Regions from separate parts of the Homo sapiens genome. Here region 2 is linked to region 1. A link is a contact called in ENCODE Hi-C or POLR2A ChIA-PET data. All regions are on one chromosome and are shown on one strand. The core of a region is the stretch at or near the end of the contact, and the rest is flanking DNA. Distances in the headings are between cores, read along the strand shown.

Region 1 (6,796 bases), core at 3,034-5,533:
TGAACTCCTGACCTCAGGTGATCCGCCTCCCAAAGTGCTGGGATTACAGGCATGAGCCACCGCGCCCTGTCCTGGAAGAGAGACTTTTAAAAGTCCAAATTAGTGAAGTGACGCGCAGCTGGTATCCTGCCTTGCTGCCCAGTGCAATTTTGGGTGATCCACGCAGCCATTGGGAAATATGTTTCTAATGGTGAAGCAGGGATGACAGGTGAAACTGTCAGGACTGTAGCCTTCTGACTCCAAGTCTAGTGTTCTCTCCACCCCACCAATGCCAGTCAAGGGCTTCTGAACTTTCATGACCTCCTAGCATCCCTCTCATTAATGGTGCTTCATGGACATTTCACGCAGTGTAATTACGCATTATAAAGAGTTTGGAAAGGAGCAACACAAAATCTTGTATAACCTATGAGTTGCTTTAAAACTCACATGTAAGAATATTCACAACAGCATGGGCTTCCAGTCTTCTTATTACAATATTTACTTTAAACTTGGGATTTAAAGTTGACAAAGACCTTAATGAATAGGAAGACAAAGGGAGCTGTCTGTCCATGGCTCGTTAGCTCCTGAAGTTAATGTTTCTCACAGGGACAAGAGTCAGCCAAAGGATAGTGCTCTAGGCAAATTGGAAAATGTTCCTCCAGCCACAAACCATGGATTATTGCCTAGGCGTTGAGTGGCAAATCTTACGAGATGCTTCCCAGCTTTTCCCAGTTAACCATTCATCCTGTCAGTGGACAGCATGACCTGTTATTGGGTGCTCACTAGAACCAGGGACATAAGTGATCTCATTTAATTCTTACAACTACCTATAAATAATATACTACCCTAGTTCATCTAAGACCATTGACTATAAGACACACTGTTATTTTATGTGCCAAAAAAGGAAGCCACTGCTGACTACAAGTCTAAGACCCCATACATTACAAGATGCTTTTTTTCCCCAGGAATGTTAACATTACATAAATTACACTGTCTTAGCATTGTTGAAATGGGAATATTTTCCCACTTTACAAAGAAACTGAGGTACACAGAAAGAGAAGTAATTTACCCTTAAGGTCACAGAGCTGGTAAGCAGAGCACAAGGATACAGACCCAGTCAGTCCAGTCACCTTTTCATGGCAGTAAAAGATTTCCCAATAGCCTCGTGAATTACTCAAAACTGCACTTGGCAGAGAGACAGACATCGGCATCTAACTCTGGCTCCAGCAGGAGCACAGGAGCTCATTAGTGCAGCAATTCTCTGAACATCTCTGAACCTGACCACTCTGAACATGTCCACTCAAGAGGACACTGCAAGAGACATCTCTAATAAACTGCCATTTCTCTCCAGGGAAAAACAACGTGGTACAATGGAAAAAGTGTGTTTTGTTTGCTTGGACACAGGGTCTTACTCTGTCATCCAGGATGGTCTCAAACCCTTGGCCTCAAGTAAACCTCTTGCCTTGGCCTCCCAAGGTACTGGGATTACAAGATGTGAGCCACTGTGCCTGGCCCAAAAAGCACGTTTTTTGAATCAATGTCCTAGACTGACATTCTTGCTCCACCATCTAACCAGCTTGTCACCTTGGGCAAGTTACTACTTTGCTCTGAGCCTCGGTTTCCTCTTCTGTAAAATGAGGCTATCACACCTCCATTAGAGGGCTGCTCTAGGACTGGAGAGGATATATACATAAGGGGCAGAAAACAGTACCTGGCTGAGTTGGAACTCAACACTGCTCTCTTTTCTATACTAGTCTTCTGCCTTGGGACAGAATCAAAGAATAAGCATTCCCTGTGACCTCAGCAATTCCCAAGGAGACCTTCAGGAGATAAGGATCAGACAGAAGAAAGCAGACCCTGAGGGATATTCAGGCAAAGAAAATGAACTAGAAACACCTAGAGAACAAGAGACAGTGTGTGTTTAATGAACTTCCTAACTCTGAATGAATGAATTGACAAATGGAAAAAAAGAAAGAACAGGCACTTTCCATCAAAAGATACCAGTCAACAGACGTGAGGATTAATATAATTTTATATTGAACCTGACACAGAAAACTGGTCTTTGAAGATTCACTTTGATACTGAAAGTAATCTACAGTGAGGAGAATTTCCCCATTGCTCTGTTCTCATATTAAGTAATAAACTGTGCAGTTCTCCCCTCTCTTTCCTCAAGGGATTCAGAAAACCTTCCAGAAAACAGAAGCATTTGACTTGAAGGAAAGGCAACTAATATGGCATATAGAAACAAACTCTTCATCCTTTAAAAACAAAAAAACCCTCCATCATTTCTATAATGTCTAGCAGTTTCTGGCATACAGCAAAATTATTATTATTTTAATAAATAATTTCTTTTTTAACTCCAGGCAACTGCTTTTTGTCCAAAACATGCTACGTATTTATTCTATCGAAAAGCCTAATCTTTCCTGCTTCTTCTCCAGAAGCATTCTAACATAACCTCTAATAATGAACATTATGTTTGGTATATGCTGTGTCTAATCTTCTCTCACGATGACATAACTTGCTCTTCAGACCTCCAACAATCAGCCCAAACCAAACTCCTGAATTTTTCCTCCCTCCTCGTCTGTCCCAGCCCCTCGGTTGCTTGTCAGTAGACTCAATTACCACCATCTTCTGATCTGAATCAATTTGTTAATCTCCTTCCTCTCAGGCACAGTGCCTTTTACTGGAGATAAACATGCAAGCAAGTTCAGTTCACCCAGAGCCCTCCACATCCTCTCCCTCCAAGCCTTCACACTCCCAAAGGGGCCCAGAAAAAAAAGAAAGAAATGATATGGCAAAATCCCACTCTATCCACATCACCTCAGGGGGCTTGTTTACCATAACTTTAGACCAACTACCATTTTTGGGGAGAATCTGAAAGAATATTGTTTATGGGCTAGGTAAGAGCTAACAGAAATGGCAGTTTCATTCTTCCAATATGAGACAAGCGTCTCTGTGTGACCCAGCCCTAAAACTCACAAACCTAGACTCCTCAAACTCCCCATACTCCAGAGTTCAAGGATAACCTGCCCTCCATTTTTCCTTATTGTTTTCCATATAAAAGTCACTCGTTGTTTCCCCTCCAGCTTACACCTGGCTCCTGAAATGACTCCTCTGAATCCTCTGAGAATCCTCAAAACATGTAAAAGCCTCATTCCTTTTAATGCATGTGCAGAGCGGTGATGGTGTGAAGACGCTGGCACTTCAAACGTGAACGTGGCACGAGCCCTGCCCTCAAGGAGCCCACAATTTTCCCTCAACTCTAAAAAAGGATGTCCTCCCTGGACAGTGTCTGTAAAACACAGTGACAAAGTACTTCATAGCTCTGGAGAAAGAGCGAGGGTGGAAACAGACTTTGCCCTTACATTTGACGCCCAGTAACCATAACAACCGATGGTTTAAGTAACTATCAACCCACTGAGGGGCTAAGTTTTCCAAAAATCGTTTTCAAAAGGGGAAGACTCCCCTGCACCAACTCCCATGGCAGCCGTACGCTCTAGGCAGCGTGTGGTGCAATGTGGCCAGCCGTTCCCCGCCTTCTCCGGTTCCACCGTATGGTTTCCGTGCTCAGCAGCCAGCAGCGACGGCGTCCACGGCCACACCGCCTCCCCGCAAGGCACCTGGCGCTAGGCCTCAGCCCAATGTCACTTGTTAACCTTCCGATCCCCCGGATTTCGGCACGCCGCCGCCTCCCTGCTAAAGCACACAAACCACCCCACCGCCACCCGCGTTCTCCAGGAGTTGGAGAAAAACCACCGGGGCGCATACAACCTCTGACAGATTCGAGTAAAAGTAACTGCGGTTCTCGACTTTCAAGCATTTCGCGTCGCCGGTGAGGGGGGCGGCAGGAACCCGGGGCCCCATTCATAAAATTGCAAGCCGTTTTCCTCTAGTTTGCGCGTGACGGTGCCTCCCTGCCCGGGGCCGGGGACCGCAGGCTGAGGGGACGGGGCCGGCAGCTCCTCCCGCCGGAGTCGAGCCCGAGCCATCCGGCGGGGCCCCGAAGGAAGGGATTGCCCGGGGGTGTCGCGGGTGGGCGTCCCCTTCAATACCTGAACCATGACAGCGGGGTGGGGGGCCGAGCCCCGCCACGCCAAGGGCCGCCGGACCCGACCGGTACTTTGAAGCCCGCGGGGTCGATCCGCGCCCAGCCCGGGCCTTATCCGCGGGGCGCTCCCTCCACCGCCCCCGCCTGGCCCTGAGACTGCTCACCCAAGATCCGCTGGCTGCCTCATTGTACTATGCCGGCGCCCGTGCTCCCGGCCGCGCGACTCCGGCTTCGGCTGGGGCACCGGCCGCGGTCCTGCTGCCCTGCCGCCCGCCCGCCCCCGGGCACACGCCGCCCCGCCCCGCCGGCGGACCCGCCCCGCGCCCGCGGCCGCCGCCGCCAACCAGAGGGCGCGGGGGCGGAGCAAACGGCACGCCAGGCCCAACCAATCCAGTTCTACCGCGCGCCGAGGTGAGGCCGCGGAAATGGGGGAGCGATTTGTCAGGTCTGTTAAAGGGGCCACCGCCCTTGGAGCTAGGGAGAGGAGTGGTGGGGAGGGTTACCTGGAAGAGCCCCAGGTGAGGGGGACAAAAGCTTCACTCTCCCAACGGGGCTGCACACTGTCCCCAGCTCTTTGCACTTCTTAATTTCCTCTTCCTGCAGTCTAGCAGCAACAAGTGCCCTTGAGACGAGGGCTGGGGGTTGAGGTGGGGTGACTGAGGCGCGGAGAACCAGGGGTATCCCCCTGGGCAAATTCACTCGATTTGCATTTTAGAGGGCCATCAGACGTATCTATCCCCATCCAACTGCAGACATTGATTTAAAAAGGCAAATTCCCAGTTTCCCGCATTATGTACTTCCCCCACCTGACTACCACACTACCACATCCTATCCTGAACTAACTCTGTTACTAGTTTTTTTGTTTGAGACGGAGTCTCGCTCTGTCGCCAGGCTGGAGTGCAGTGCCGTCATCTGGGCTCACTGCAACCTCCGCCTCCTGGGTTAAAGCGATTCTCCTGCCTCAGCCTTCCGAGTAGCTGGGATTACAGGCGCGTGCCACCATGCCCAGCTAATTTTTGTATTTTTAGTAGAGACGGGGTTTCACCATGTTGGCCAGGATGGTCTCGGTCTCTTGACCTCGTGATCCGCCGGACCCAGCCTCCCAAAGTACTGGGATTACAGGCGTGAGCCACCGCGCCTGGCCACGAGTTCTTAGAGCTTAGAACTTATATAGTATTAACTACTCATTTTTAGAGAGGCAATATCTGAGGCTCAGAGAGGTAAAGTGACTTCTCGAGGTAAATTCTCACTTAGAATGAGCTTCCTGGGATGGCAATGCCCATTGTGCATTTATCTTCTGCGAACCTGGGTTGGCTGGCAGAAGCACTGGCACATAGGGAGAGTTCCCCCTTCCCCCGTAGTCCTTGCCCCTCTGCACTTCCCACCCACCACAAGAAAGGACCAAGACAACAAACAGATGTGTCAGTGTGTCTCCTGCATTAGTGGGTCCCAAATGTCAGATCTTCAACGTCAGATCATCCTGGAGGGTTTTAACATGAAGATCTCTAAGTCCCACCCCAGAACCTGTAATTCAGTAAGTCTGAGATGGCCTTCGACACCCCTCCCTCCAGGTGATTCTAATGCAAGTGGTACAAGGACCACACTCAGGTGCGTGTTTTGAGTCTATCATAGTCATGAAATTCAAATTCAATTGGCAAAATGAAAGCCAAACTCCTTTCATCCTCAGAATTAGTAATATGGTTGGGAGACTTGCTAGTAAGGGAGGAGGTCACCTACTAAGACACTCATAACAGAATAAGTCATGCCAAGAACTGAGTGTAGAAGGGCACTGGACCCAGATGAAACAACATCTGAAAGATTGAAATCCTCAAGCAGGAAGAAGATTTGATGCCTCAAGCAGAGGGAAGCCAGGCTAGTTCTCTGACCCGTGAGACAGTGCATAAATATCTTAATGGCAGACACACTCCGGCTCACCACCAGGCCCAGTCATGATCCCAGAAGAATGCCCTGCTACTCTGGTGCCTCATTCCAATGCCAGCAAGCCCTGCCTACCCTCCTGGCAACATTCCTCTCCCCTTCCTAGTATCCCAGACACCTGCCTGACCCAGAAGTCATTGTCCTCAGACTTGGAGGTCAGCCCTCGCCCACTAGATCTTGCAGGTCAGCTGCCTCCCACACAGATCTCAGGCTCTTGGAATGGCCTCCACACAATAACCCTGTTTGTGCTGTGATTTCTGATGGATGTTGTGTTGCCAGGGACAACTCTGCACAAGGATTGATCAGCCTCATGAGAATGCAGTCTCTGGGCTGCAGGCATTACTGCCTGGGATCACCACTTGCTTCTGTTGCCCTTCCCAAAGGAAAAAGAATTCATGTCCCAACAGAAGAGGTTTCCAGTTGTGGTTTTCTGGAAATGTGCAACAAAGGCAGTTACCAATGGAGACACAGCCTGAAGCTCTCCTTGGCCACATCTTCAGCCCCCTGCCTCAGGGAGAGAGAGAGAGAAAGGGTAGGGGCCCTGGAGCTGCCCCTTGCAAAGGTCCTTGGAAGCTGGCAATGTGCCTCTCAGAGTGCCCACCAACCTCCTTTCCCTACCAAGCTCCACGTAAGCATTAAATTAATTAATACACTACCAACCAGATCTCAAACTAGAAGCCAGTAAGATCCAGCATGAACACTTAGAAGGATCCCTTCTTTTTGAAATCTGAGGAATTTGGATGCATTGAAAAATAAATGAACATATCATAACACAATAATGTTTCCTACCTTTTTTTTTTTTTTTTTTTTTGAGATGGAGTCAGCCTCTGT
Region 2 (6,605 bases), core at 855-3,354, 720 kb after region 1:
TTGTACTACATTCTGAAGTTTTTATCAATTATTTTTTTTCTTTTTCTTTTCTTTTCTTTTTTTTTTGAGACAGAGTTTCGCTCTGTTGCCCAGGCTGGAGTGCAGTGGTGCGATCTCAACTCACTGCAACCTCCACCTCTTGGTTTCAACCAGTTCTCTGCCTCAGCCTCCCTAGTAGCTGGGATTACAGACACCCACCACCACACCCAGCTAATTTTTTTTTTTTTTGTATTTTTAGTAGAGATGGGGTTTCATCATCTTGGCCAGGCTGATCTTGAACTCCTGACCTCGTGATCCACCCATCTCGGCCTCCCAAAGTGCTGGGATTATAGGTGTGAGCCACTGTGCCCAGACTTTATAAATTATCTTCTATCTTTTCTTTTGAATACTTACTTTAAACTATTCTGCTTTTCAATAGCCAAAATCCCTTTCTTGTTATGATTATTTTATTTTGCACCCTGCGATGGTTTGAATGTCTGTGTCCCCCCAAATTTCTATGTTGAGACCTAACCCCCAACGTGATAGTATTTGTAGATGGGAACCTTTGGGAGGTGATCAGGCCATGAGAATGGAACCCTTATGAATAGTATTAGTGCCTTTATAAAAGAGACCCAAGGGAGTCAGCTCACCCCTTCCTCCACGTGAGGCCACTGCAAGAAGACACTATCTCTGAACCAGAAAGCAGGCCCTCCCCAGACACCAAATCAGCACCTTGATCTTGGATTCCAGTCCCTAGAACCATGAGAAATAAATTTCTTTGTTTATAAACCACCCAGTGTATCATATTTTGTTACGGCATCCTGAAAGTCTAAAATACATCCTATTTCATGGATAAAATGCCTTTTCTTATTTCTCTATAGATAGTAACTATACTACTTTTGAAGATTTGTTCTGTTGTTTCCTCTGTTTTGGTCTTTTTGTTTCATGTTAGAACTTTCCATAAACATCTGGTAATCTTTGGCTATCTGTTAAGATTTCATTATGAGGCACAAAAAACTGGTGGGGGGTTCTGTGTGCATGAATGTGGCTTATTCTCAGAGGCAATCTGGCAGATAATCAGCTTATTCACTGAGGGGATTCTCCCCAGTGTCTGAACTTGAAAGTTTCTTCTCTGCGACCATTGCATTTTTTTTCCAGAGTAGGATCATTTCCTAACTGACTGCCAGTGTTCTGGAAGCAGGTGCAGTGAAGAGCCTAAGAGTCCTACTAATGTGTGTGTGAATTCCGAATCCTTAGTCACCGTGTTCATCCCTAACCCATACTGCCACAAGGACTCTCAAGTCTCACAACTAATTCATTTTAACATGAGAAGATATTAAGAGGGTTAAGAGGTTCTCCATGATTCACCTACTAGTGTGAATTCATATCTTCTCCTTTTGCTTTTCCCCTGGCCCTTAGCTGATATCAACTGCTCTGAGGAAATGGAAGTCTGATTGGTCAGGAAGCAGGAATAGTGGGTAATTTGGGGTCCCAGACCCCCCTTAGCAGGCAAGCAGCCCAGAGGTGGGTAAAGCACTTTAGGAAAGGGTGCTGCAATCCAGGGACTACGGCCCTGGACCTGGACGCCAAAAGGGAGTTGAGAAAGTAGAAAAGAAAACTACTTATGCTTAAATTGTGCTCAGAGCCAGGTCTCTATGCAAAGGAGCAGCAGGTGACCTGATTTCTCCCTCCTGCACTGCAGAGAACCTGCCCTCAAAGACCCAGAGCTCAGCTTCAGTAGAAGTTGAACAGCACTGTGCGAGCGAACCTGAGAACCCAGTCACCCTGAGAAAAACGGTTTCTAGGAGAAAACACATTCTTTGATCCAAACAACCAACTTACAAATGATCTTTTGGACCACGTCCTGCCTGCAAACTGAGGCTCAATTCACCTTTAATGGGCCAGCTCTGGCAGTGCCAAGGGAGAGAGGCCATTAGCAGAAATGAAAAAAGCAAGAAATCTTTTAGTCCATTAGGTTAAAAGAAGATTTTTCATGCTTTATTATTTATGATTTGCGACTTCAGTTACTGTTTCCTGGAACAAATGTTATGATTCAACTTCTATTTACTGAAGCAAATAGATGCTTATCAGCAGTCATGCTACAAATCACAAAGCAGTCAGTAAGGCCTTTGGGGCTGTGGCCTCTTTTGCAATTCTTTGATGTCTTGTCAGGCAACTTATTTTCTGTGCCTTAGAGAGTTTCCAAAAGCTACCACAATCTGATGTGTGTGTGTGTGTGTGTGTGTGTGTGTATACATTTGTGTGTGTATATCTACATGCACTCTTTCTGTCTCTCTTTCTCTCTCTCTCTATATATGGCATATAAATACAGTAAATTCAAAGAATTGAGCAAAAGCAGATTTTGGTTTTTACTTTAAGAATATCATTTCACTTCCTGAAAAATTAGGAATTAGGAGTCCTAAGAATACCACATAGCATTTAGGAAGACTTGAGTGGGAGCTAAGAAAGTTCGAATGAGGGGAGGAAGAAAGTCCCTGGTCAGCCCGGTATAGTGACTCAAGCCTGTAAACCCAGCACTTTAGAAGGCTGAGGTGGGAGGATTGTTTGAGCTCAGGAGTTTGAGATCAGCCTGGGCAACCTAGCAAGACTCTGATCTCTATTAAAAAAAAGAAAGAAAAGAAAGCCTGGGCAGTGGCCTCAGTGAACCCTCGAGGATGCTGTGATCCTCTTGGTGACGTCCCCAGCCTCTGCTTCAGGATGACAGCATGGTCTCCTGCACCATAGCTCGGTCTGAAATTTTCGGTTTTTCTTTCAAGTTCCCCTTTTTCAGTCTTCAAGGGGGATGGAGGAGGTGGCCTGAATAAGACATAAATGAAAGAGGAAGTGTCTCAGCACCAACCAAACGTAAAACAGCGACAGCGACCCACTTAGCTTGTGACCTCTACGGAAATACTGAAGACGTCCTCTGTGTCCTTTTAGACTTTCTGGGGGAGGGGACAGCTGCTGCCCAGAAGCAAGCAGCTTCCTTTTGGCCAGGTCAGTGCAGGGAACCAACAAAGACAGGGACCTGTGGCCAGAAGAAGCACAGCCACAGCAGGTATCTGATTGGACTGAGCCAGGAAAGGCCTTCTTGCCCTTAGGGACCCCTCAAAGCTTCTTTCCCACAAGCTGGAAACTGCTTGGCTCACTGCTGTCCTAAATGCAGGTGCCAGCCGAGGGGGTTACCCTAGGACCGTGAGCCATTAACAGCTTGTCTCAAATACGCTTCTCCAAGGCAGTCAGCGACTCCCCACTGAACACCTGTGGGTTCCTGCTGGTGCTAACTTAGGCACAGGGCTAGCAGGTCCCTCCCCTGTAGCAGATGATGAGAGCAAGTGTGGTGCAGGAGGAACTGGAAAGAGAGCATCGTCAGAGGCGACACTTGCGTGGATTAAAACCATATATTCTTGTGCAATGTAAAATTGCCAACTTGCATCAGCATAACGAAGGACACACTTAGAATAGAAAAGCTGAGGAGGACAGAAGAATAGGAAGAACAACAAAATCATGCCTGGTCCTTTTGCCCAGAAATGACCCATGTGAATCTTGGCTGAACTTTTAGACTTTTTCGCGGTGCACATTTCTGAACATAATTTGACAACGTGGGACCTCTAGAATTGTACATTCTAATTTTTCAGTCCATTTATTTCTTATTCCAGAAAGAATCCATATATAAGGATGGCTCATCACAGTGTTGTTTTTAATTGTGAAAAGCTGAAAAATGGATGCTCGCCACTAGTGTTTATAAATAAATTCAATAAAGTTATGCTCTCACAATAAAATATTATGTAATCATTTAAAAGAATAATCTCATGCTCTGCGTATTATCATGGAAGGATGTCCACAAGGTCTTGCTGAAATTTTTTTAAAAGTCCCAAAACAGTGTATATATAATTTGAGACTATTGATATAAAAATATGGGTGTATATGTGTGTAAAAAAAGATGTTTGGGCCGGGCACGGTGGCTCACGCCTGTAATCCCAACCTTTTTGGGGCTGAGGTGGGCGGATCACTTGAGGTCAGGAGTTTGAGACCAGCCTGGCCAACATGGTGAAACTCCGTCTCTACTAAAATAAAAATAAAAAAAATTAGCTGGATGTGGTGGTGCATGCCTGTAATCCCAGCTACTCCAGAGGCTGAGGCAGGAAAATCGCTTGAGCCAGGGAGGCGGAGGTTGCAGTGAGCCGAGATCTCACCACTGCACTCCAGCCTGGGTGACAGAGCGAGACTCCATCTCAAAAAAAAAAAAAAAAGGATGTTTGCCAAAATGTTAATAATGGTTGTCTTTAGAAGGAGGGCTTTTTGTGCTGTTTACTTTCTTCTTGATATTTTTTAGCAATTTGTTTTTGCAATGAGCATTTACTAGTTTTATATTTTTTAAACTATTTACCTTGAAAAAATTAGGTAAATCTATACTTACCATATAAAATACATTTATTTTGTAGTGAGTGAAAATGAGGGTTACAAAATATATACATAGTATAATATCATGTTCATATTTTATAGTTTTATACATAAATTTACATATTTTAGTTTAAGTGTTTATAAATACAAAAATACATTCACACATTTGAACATATATATAATATGCATATACATTTTACATGTATATATAAAAAGTTTTAAAACATATATTTTTATTTTTTAAGATTACTCTTTTTTTCTTTTTTTTTTTTGAGACAGAGTCTCACACTGTCGCCCAGGCTGGAGTAGAGTGGCACGATCTTGGCTCACTGCAACCTCCACCTCCCGGCTTCAAGCGATTCTCTCGCCTCAGCTTCCCAAGTAGCTGAGGTTACAGGCGCCCACCACCACGCCCAGCTAATTTTTTGTATTTTTAGTAGGGACGAGGTTTCACTACATTGGCCAAGCTGGTCTCAAACTCCTGACCTCGTGATCCACCTGCCTCAGCCTCCCAAAGTGTTGGGATTACAGGCGTGAGCCACTGTGCCTGGCCAAGATTACTCTTATATTTTGAATAATAATTGTATTTCCATTCTGGGGAAAAGAGTAATATTTTGGAAACCAGGCGCAGTGGCTCACGCCTGTAATCCCAGCACTTTAGGAGGCCGAGGCGGATGGATCATCTGAGGTCAGGAGTTCGAGACCACCCTGGCCAACATAGCAAAACCGTGTCTCTACTAAAAATACAAAAATCAGCCAGGCATGGTGGCGGGCACCTATAATCCCAGCTACTCGGGAGTCTGAGGCAGGATAATTTCTTGAACCTGGGAGGTGGAGGTTGTAGTGAGCCGAGATTGTGCCACTGCATTCCAGCCTGGTGGACCGAGTGAGACCCTATCTCAAAAAAAAAAAAAAAAAGTATGATTTTGGGCTAAGTCTTGGAGGGGTAGGGACGGCCAGTCCAGGGCAGCCCAGGCTGAGGGCACAGCATGTACCAAAAACACAAAGCCACAGCAGAGCAGGGCCATGCGTGGCACACGCTGCTCCTGGCACCTGATAGCACCAGTGTTCTGTCCTCCTGGAAACTCTCCTCTTGCATTTCTGGGTCACTGTTCTCTCCAGGCTGCCCAGTCAGCCAAGCAGGCACCTGGGCACAGAGGGGCCCTGAGGGATTGAGGCTGTCCCGGGTAGGGGCTCCGTAAGGGGGAAGCCAACCTACTTTGCAGTGTTCCTGAGGCTCAGGCCCGTGTGCCACAGTGAGAGGGCGCGAACTCCACGGTCCGTGGACTTGGGTTCAGCTGAGGCACCACCAGCTCCTGGGTGGCACTCGGCCAAGGCACTTTACCTCCCTGGGACTCAGTGTGTTTATCCAGGGGTATGAACAATAAGAACCTCTGGCCCACAGGCTTAATGAGAGAATTAAATAAGACATGGGAACAGCTCCTTTCAACTAACTGTTTATTACCAGAAGGTGCCCAATAACCAGGCATGGCAAAAGCCCAAAGGCAAAAACACAAAGCCCTGACATTTAACAGGTTCTTTTTTTGCTAAGAAACCAGCGCTGGAGACAAGTACTTGTGATATATCCTCGTGGCTGGACTTGTTGGTCACAAGTTCTAATTATGGAAATGCCCTCTGACAAAAGAGCCTGTTGATGTGAGTCACTATGGGTGGTTTAACTCTCTAGGCCTGGGCTGCTCCTAAGAATCATTTGCAGATACATCTATCTACCTAGCTATTTTTTTTTTTTTGAGACAGGGTCTCACTCTGTCACCCACTCTTCACTCTGTGAAGTGCAGTGGCACAATCAGGGCTCACTTTATCCTTGACCTCCTGGGCTCAAGCATTCTTTCCACCTCAGCCCTCTGAGCAGCTAAGACTATAGGTGTGTGCCACCATGCCGAGCTAATTTTTTTATTCTTGTTTTGAATTGTAGTATAGATGTCTCACTATATTATCCAGGCTGGCCTTGAATTCCTGAGCTCAAGCAGTCCTCCCACCTCGGCCTCCCAAAGTGCTGGGATTACAGGCATGAGCCACCGCACCCGGCCCATAAGATACATATGTTTTTTTTAAAATAATGCAGTGAGTTGTTTTGTTTTGGTTTTTGTGTTTTTTTAGAGACAAGGTGACATTCTGTTGCCCAGGCTGTGCTCTCACAGCTCACTGCCGCCTTGACCTCCTGGGTTCAGGCAATCCTTTCACCCCAGCCTCCACGTAGC

What was found. A loop is a pair of places that touch in the nucleus more often than their neighbours do. ChIA-PET counts read pairs that join two places held with the same protein, here RNA polymerase II (POLR2A). Pooled maps may share reads with other maps.
Region 2: a map of B cell shows a loop between it and region 1 (13-fold over the local background). The contact joins the enhancer-like site here to the promoter of TEX2 in region 1. A Hi-C loop is called at or near these places in 1 of 168 maps with a recorded cell type or tissue (B cell) and 4 of 50 pooled maps. POLR2A ChIA-PET finds 5 or more read pairs at or near these places in 2 of 52 experiments (OCI-LY7 and Panc1).

What each region holds. Positions count from the first base shown.
Region 1 is chr17:64,258,977-64,265,772 of GRCh38, forward strand. TEX2 (testis expressed 2) reads right to left here and starts at 4,284. Exons shown (of 12, transcript NM_001288732.2): 1 at 4,192-4,284. RefSeq lists a silencer at 3,872-4,481.
Region 2 is chr17:64,983,252-64,989,856 of GRCh38, forward strand. No RefSeq gene overlaps it. Among named protein-coding and RNA genes, the nearest start is that of LRRC37A3, 67 kb to the left of the region's middle. RefSeq lists enhancers at 1,655-1,934, 2,552-2,851, 3,132-3,181. Within about 2 kb of position 2,105, at least 28 of the 41 ENCODE cell types and tissues checked have a DNase peak (open chromatin) inside an H3K27ac peak, as active enhancers do; they include B cell and OCI-LY7, where a contact is called at or near this core.